Regions from separate parts of the Homo sapiens genome. Here region 1 is linked to region 2. A link is a contact called in ENCODE Hi-C data. All regions are on one chromosome and are shown on one strand. The core of a region is the stretch at or near the end of the contact, and the rest is flanking DNA. Distances in the headings are between cores, read along the strand shown. Region 1 overlaps PELP1 (proline, glutamate and leucine rich protein 1). Region 2 overlaps ANKFY1 (ankyrin repeat and FYVE domain containing 1).

What was found. A loop is a pair of places that touch in the nucleus more often than their neighbours do. Pooled maps may share reads with other maps.
Region 1: a loop to region 2 is called in a pooled map, with 2.3 times the contacts of the local background. The contact joins two enhancer-like sites. A Hi-C loop is called at or near these places in 2 of 50 pooled maps.

What each region holds. Positions count from the first base shown.
Region 1 is chr17:4,694,303-4,698,359 of GRCh38, reverse strand. The region is part of intron 1 of PELP1 (proline, glutamate and leucine rich protein 1); the gene reads left to right. Among named protein-coding and RNA genes, the nearest start is that of PELP1, 7.8 kb to the left of the region's middle. RefSeq lists enhancers at 1-7, 916-1,085, 1,715-1,784, 2,978-3,147. Within about 2 kb of position 1,824, at least 4 of the 41 ENCODE cell types and tissues checked have a DNase peak (open chromatin) inside an H3K27ac peak, as active enhancers do.
Region 2 is chr17:4,213,350-4,216,861 of GRCh38, reverse strand. All of the region lies in intron 4 of ANKFY1 (ankyrin repeat and FYVE domain containing 1), which reads left to right. Among named protein-coding and RNA genes, the nearest start is that of ANKFY1, 49 kb to the left of the region's middle. Within about 2 kb of position 1,366, at least 9 of the 41 ENCODE cell types and tissues checked have a DNase peak (open chromatin) inside an H3K27ac peak, as active enhancers do.

The sequences.
Region 1 (4,057 bases), core at 575-3,074, 480 kb before region 2:
TGCTTTTAGTTATAATGTCTCTTTAGTATTCTTTAATCTGAAATAGTTCTTCAGCCTTTGTCTTATGATCTTGATATTTTTAAAGAGTACAGAATAGTTATTTCGTAGGATGCCCCTCAGGTTAGGATCTAATCATGAGGAAACAGCAGACAAATTAAACTGGAGATTTGTGCGTTTTCAGCAAGAATACTGCAGAAGTCGTCCAGGTGCAGTGGCTCATGCCTGTTATCCCAGCATGAGATTCAGAGGCTTAGTGGGAGGCCGAAGTGGGAGGATCACTGAGTGCAGGAGTTCAAGACTAGCTTGGGCAACATGGCAAGACCCTATCTCTACAAAAAAAAAAAAAAAAAACCTTGCAGAAATGATGTGTCATTCTTGGTGCATCACATCAGGAGCACGTATTCTAGGTTAAGCAGGTCTCTGCCAGATTTCTTCACTGTTATAAAGGTATGATTTTTTTTTTTTCCATTTGTAGTTAAGTGTCTTGGGGGGAGATAATGTGAATGTCTTAGGTCTTGTCAACCTTTCACCCACTCATTTTAACATCTATTAAAGGTTCTTCCCTGAATGAATTATTACTATGATGGTTGTTCCGTTGAACTCATTACATTCAGGCTTTTAGCCTAAATGCTGCCGAAACAACCCTTTGCTGGGTGAAATGGTAACTCTTGAAGATCACTGGTGTCCATCAAGACATTAAGTTCAAAGGTCAATTTGGGTCATCATATTTGACTTATCGCTACCATTTGATACAGTTAATTATACTTTCCTATTTAAAAAACTGTCTTCACTTGACTTCTGGGATATCTCTCCCCTGTCTTTTTGTTTTTGTTTGTTTGTTTCATTGAGACAGGGTCTCGCTGTGTTGCCCAGGCTGGAGTGCAGTGGCGCGATCATAGCTTACTGCATCCTTGATCTTCCAGGCTGAGGCAGTCCGCCCTGCTCAGCCTTCTGGGTAGCTGGGACCACAGGTGTGTGCCCCCACACCCAGCTAATCTGTTTGATTTTTAGTAGAAACAAGGTCTCGCTATGTTGCTGAGGCTGGTCTTGAACTCTTGAGCTCAAGCAGTCTTCCCACTTTAGCCTCCTAAAGTACTGGGATTATAGGCGTTAGTCACCCTCCCAGCCCCTCTCCTCTCCTCTCGATTCTCCTGTTATCACACTGGTTACTCCTTTCCAGTAAAGACTGATCCCTCCTCACCTCTGTGACCTCTGAAGGTTTGAGTGCCTACAACCCAGGCCTTGCACTGTTTCTCTTCTCTTTACTCTTATTCCCTTGGTGAACTGATCCAGTCTCAAGGCCCACACCTCTTGAGTTTACATCTCCAGCCAGAAGTTCTCTTCACACTTGTCTAGCCGGTGCCTATTTGGCATCTCCGTTTTCATGTTAAATACACATCACAGATTGAACAGATCTGAAACTGAGCTCCCTATTGTCACCCCAAAACCTGCTCCTCCTGCATTAGTTCCCTTCTCGGTGAATGGCAGCTTCATCTTTCTAGTTGTTCAGCAAAAAACCTTGGCATTATCTTGGACCCTTCTTTTTATTTTCCACCCATATCCAGTTTGACGGCACATCCCGTTGGCTCTACCTTCACAGTACTTCCTGATTTTGACTGCTTTGTATCGCCACAGTTACCACATTCTTCAAGCTGCATCATCATTTGTCTGGAATATTACAGTAACCTTCTACCTCATCTGTTTGCTTCTGCCTTCTCAACAAGACAACACAAATGCTGTTGATTAAAAACAAAGCAAAACAAAAAGCAAACCAGAAGTCAGATATTGTCACTCCTGTGCGCAATTTCTCTCTCCCCCTCGTGGCTTTTATCTTACTCAGGGTGAAAGTCGGTAATCACCTATATGTCTCTGCACAGTCTGGTCCCACTCCCTTAACCTTCATCATTGGTTACTCCTCTCCACCTTGCTCACTTTTCTCCATCAACAATTTGTCTCCTTGTTGTTCTTTGGAAATAACGAAGTATGCTCTCATCTCATAGTCTTCGCTCTTTTTATTTTTCTTTTTTGAGACAGGATGTTGCTTTGCTGTTCAGGCTGGAGTGTAGTGGTGGCGATCATGGCTCACTGCAGTCTTGACCTCCCGGGGTCAAGCAGCCCTCCCACCTTAGCCTCCCAAGTAGCTGTGACCACAGGTGCCCTCCACCATGTTCGGCTAATTTTTAAAAATTCTTTGTGGAGAATGGGGGTCTCCCTCGGTTGCACAGGCTGATCTTGACCTCCTGGGCTCAAGCCATCCTCCTGCCTTGGCCTCCCAGTGTTGGGATTACAGTCATGAGCCCCTTGCCCAGCCTGTTTTTTTTTTTTTTCTTTTCCTGGAACACTCTTTTTTTTATGGTTATCAGTATGCCTTTTTATAAAAACAGCTTTACTGCGGGGGTTCATGGTGGTTCACTCCTGTAATCCCAGCACTTTCGGAGGCCAAGGTGGGCGGATCACCTGAGGTCAGGAGTTGGAGACCAGCCTGACCAATATGGTGAAACCACACCACCACGTCTGGCTAATTTTTGTATTTTTAGTAGATTTTTAGATGTTTAGTTTCGCCACGTTGGCAAGGCTGTTCTCAAACTCCTAACCTCAAATGATCTGCCCACCTTGGCCTCCCCAAGTGCTGGGATTACAGGCGTGAATCACTGCCCCCTGCCAGATTTTTTTTTTTTTTTTTTTTTTTTTTAAGAGAGAGGGTCTCACTCTTTTGCCCAGGCTGGAGTATAGTAGTGTGTTCATAGCTCACTGCAGCCTTGAACGCCTGGATTCAAGCGATCCTTCTGCCTCAGCCTCCCGAGTAGCTGGGACTGCAGGTGCATGCCATTGCACCTGGCTAATTTTTAAAAATTTTTGTAGAGATGGTGTCTCTCTGTGTTGCCCAGGCTGGTATGGAACTCCTGGCCTCAAGTGATTCGCCTGCCTTGGTTTCCCAGAATTTTGGGATTATAGGCCACCGTGCCTGGCCAAAACAGCTTTATTGAGAAATAATTCACAAACCATACAATTTAGCCATTTTATTTATTTATTTTTTCCAGACGGAGTCTCACTCTGTTGCCGAGGCTGGAGTGCAGTGGCGTGATCTCGGCTCACTGCGACCTCTGCCTCCCGGGTTCAAGCGATTCTCCTGCCTCAGCCTCCCTAGTAGTTGGGATTACGGGCGCCCGCCACCATGTCCGGCTAATTTTTGTATTTTTCAGTAGAGACGGGTTTTCATCATGTTGGCCAGGCTGGTCTCAAACTCCTGACCTCGTGATCCACCCGCTTCGGCTGCCCAAAGTGCTGGAATTACAGGCATGAGCCACGGTGCCTGGCCTTTTATTTTTTTCGAAATGGAGTCTCACATTGTCACCCAGGCTGGAGTACAGTGGTGCAATCTTGGCAAACTGCAATTTCTGCATCCTGGGTTCAAGCGATTCTCCCGGGTTCAAGCGATTCTCCCGGGTTCAAGCGATTCTCTCAGGTTCAAGCGATTCTCCTTCCTTAGCCTCCCGAGTAGCTGGGATTACAGGCGCCCACCACCACGCCTGGCTAATTTTTGTATTTTTAGTAGAGCCGGGGTTTCACCATGTTGGCCAGGCTGGTCTTGAACTCCTGACCTCATGATCCACCTGCCTCGGCCCCCCAAAGTGCTGGCATTACAGGCGTAAGCCACCGCGCCCGGCCCATTTTATTTTTATTTTATTTTATTTTTTTTGAGGTGGAGTCTCATTCTGTCACCCAGGCTGGAGTGCAGTGTCACGATCTTGGCTCATTGCGACCTCCGCCTCCCGTTCTCAAGCGGTTCTCCTGCCTCAGCCTTTGGAGTAGCTGGGATTACAGGCGCCTGCCACCACGCCTGGCTGATTTTTTTTTTTTTGTATTTTTGGTAGAGATGGCGTTTCACCATGTTGGCCAGGCTGGTCTCAAACCCCTGACCTCAGGTGGTCTGCCCACCTTGGCCTCCCAAAGTACTGGGATTATAGGCATGAGCCACTGCGCCCGGCCACAGTTCACTCACTTAGAGTATACAATTCCGTGGATTTAGTATATTTGCAGAGTTGTGCGGTCATTG
Region 2 (3,512 bases), core at 117-2,616:
AGGCGATGCTGGGGACAGATGTTACCTCCCTTGCTTTGTGTTATCTTGTAGCTAAATTTTGCTAAAGCTTTTGCTATTCTCTTTTCTTTCACTGGTCTGTTACCTGAAATTACATAATCGTATAAACTGAAAAATTAAATATGAAATAATATAATCCAATGTCCAAACTTTCAGCTTTCCTTCCCTTTCTGTTTCCCTTGACATTTTACTCTATTTTCTGATATATCAAGTTGAATGAAATCCTTAGTCATAGTCTCTTTGTTGGAAACAATGAGTGCCTAAATGAATATGTGAAAATATTGTCCAAATAAGTGTCATAGCCAGTGTTCCAGAGATCTCACTTCATTTAAGTTACTGCATTTTAGGTTGTCAAGGAGATAGCATGCTGTGTTTTTATATTACATTTTCTCTGTTGCTCTCCCAAGTTGGCATTTTAGAACAACAGAAAACAAAACGTTCACTAAATAATGTCAGACGAGATGTCCGGGAGCGTCTTTCTATTGGAGCTGTGGCTCTTGGTAATCAGCTTGCTGATGGAGTGGCTTTTTACAGCATTTAGTGATCTTTGTATTCCCTTGGGTGCATAAAGTAATGGCTTTTCTCCTGGGTGAGTGAAGGGATGGTTTCAGTCATCAGGAGGCACTCCACCTATTGCTGTGTTTTCCCTAGAGAGACTTTGCTGCCTAGAGCTGCTTGCTGTTTTCGTCATGGGCTGGTGTTTTCCCAGGAGGGCTCACTGTGCCCCACATGAAATCAGTGGACGGCTTACTCCTGTCTGTTATTGATGTGGGTTTGAGTGCATTTTAATATCTAAATCCTATAAATAAAAAACAAAAGCAGGTCCACAGTCTATAGGTGCATACAGCATTAGGCTATTAGCAAAGCTGATTTGATTATTGAGGACATTCAGTTAACTGTTTCTTTCATTTGTTTGTTTGTTTGTTTTGGTGAGGAGTTTTGGTGATAGTGAAATCAGACTGATTTTAATTAGATTGAGTATGATTTATGTCTTTATATGTTTTCCAGACTTCCTGAGCTTTCTCCTGTTGACCTTGTCAGACTTGCTTATGTAAATTAAATTGCTTTTGTAAAAATGTCTTGGGGTTGGAGTAGTTGAGATAATTGTAATCTGTGTAATGGATTCTTTAATTAAACTGTTTGTTGTTTGTTGACCGAGTAGGCTTCATAACTGTCAACATTACCAGATGCTTAATTTTGTATTGTTAGATATGAGTATCGAGTTATTATCTGTCATGGCTTTCTTAAGAGCTGGAGTGGAAGACACCGGGAGTGGAGTCAAGGGTTGGCTTTTAAAGGGTCACAGAGTGCCCCCTGCTGTCCTTGGAAGGAATTACATGCTTGAGATAATGAAAGGGTGCTAGCGACGGGTGCGGTTCAGTGTGAAGCAGCCGTTGCTCTTTTTGTAATGTGGGGATCTCGCCGGTTTTGGAATGCTAGCACTGATTTGATGAAAAGGAAGTTTTTATAGTAAGCATCAGGAAAATCTTTTCTTTTTTTTTCTACCACGGAGGGCACACTGAAGAAAATACTCTTAATTTTTTTTTTTTTTTTTTAGAAGACAGCCTCACTGTGTCACCCTGGCTGGAGTGCAATGGCACAGTCTTGGCTCACTGCAACCTCCGCCTCCCGATTCAAGCGATTCTCCTGCCTCAGCCTCCTGAGTAGCTGGGATTACAGACGACTGCCACCACGCCCAGCTAATTTTTGTATTTTTAGTAGAGACGGGGTTTTGCCATGTTGGCCAGGTTAGTCTCAAACTCCTAGCCTCAGGTGATCCGCCCGCCTCAGCCTCCCAAAGTGCTGGGATTACAGGCGTGACCTACCGTGCCTGGCTAATCTTTTTAAAGAGATAATTAATGTATACTAAAAAAAGACAGTTAATCTTTTTCTCCTTACAAAAGTATAATACATGTTCGGTGTATGATATTTGGAGGATACAGAATGATATAAAGAAAAAAGTCATTTGTAACTAAATCATTGTTTACCTTCTGTCATTTTTCTTTTCAATAATTTTTTTTTCCCACATCCACTCAAGAGTGATATGAAAACTATACAGCAGTTTGTGGGACGTTTAAATATATGCTTGATGTTATACTTTAAAAGTCACCAACATGGTGAAACCCAGTCTCTACTAAAAATACAAAAAAATTAGCCAGGCGTGGTGGCGGGCACCTGTAATCCCAGCTACTCAGGAGGCTGAGGCAGGAGAATCGCTTGAACCTGGGAGGTGGAGGTTGTGGTGAGCCTGGATTGAGCCTTGTTGCTCCAGCCTGGGCAATATGAGTGAAAGTCCATCTCAAAAAAAAAAAAAAAAAAAGTTAGGTTTATCGTTTTTGTATCTCTGTGTCCTTTCTGTACTCTAAAGTTAAAAATAATAATTAAAAAATTCCCTTCGGGTGAAAGTCTGTCTGTCTTGCTATTTTCAAAGAGAATATAGGAACCGAGAATCTTAATTTCTAAATAAGATTACGTGTTCCTTGGTTGCGTAAATCATGTCAGTTACTATTTATAATCTATCCAAATGGCAAATGGCACTCTGGAGATCCTAGAATTGGTGACAGTGAAATGTCTGCCAGCTTTAATAAAAGATCTGCTTTCGTGAAACATATTTGAGTCCCTTGGTGCAATGTCATTTGACAGTGAAAAGGAGGAGAGTGGAATTTTCAGGTTCTCAGCAAATGCTGTAAAGGTGCTTTGTAAAGTGCTCTGCAAATGTGAGTTATTACTTCCTGAGATCATACTGTGTATTAGGCTGCCTGGTGTTAGGATGTTAGGAAGGCAGATTGAATATTAGTTGTAAAAATGGTAAAAGCTTCTGAAAGCTATCTGAAAAGAGGTTTTTTTCTGCTGGAATGCTCTGATTTCATGGCTGAGGTTAGAGTGACTTTGTCAGACATTGCTGTGGTGTGCTACAGGTTTGGAGAAACCAATGGTACAGAAAACTGAGGCTTAGAAATATAATGCTGTTGACTGGGTGTGATGGCTCACACCTGTAATCCCAGCACTTTGGGAGGCCGAGGTGGGTGGATCCCGAAGTCAGGAGATCGAGACCATCCTGGCTAACATGGTGAAACCTCATCTCTACTAAAAATACAAAAAATTAGCTGGGCGTGGTGGCAGGCGCTTTTAGTCCCAGCTACACGGGAGGCAGAGGCAGGAGACAGGAGAATCGCATGAACCTGGGAGGCGGAGGTTGCAGTGAGCCGAGATCGTACCACTGCACTCCAGCCTGGGCGACAAAGTAAGACTTCATCTTGGAAAAAAAAAAAAAAAAGAAATAAATATAATGCTGTTGTATGTAACTTACATTCTTGTTTATTATTGTAACTTAACTTACTAATGTAACTTACTTAGATATTGTAACAACATGATTTTTAAAGTGCCCTGGGAGAGATGCTTCCTTACACCAAGTCAGTAATGTTAATTAAAAACAAAGCACCCAGTCTGCCATGGTGAAACCCCGTCCCTACTAATAATACAAAAATTAGCCG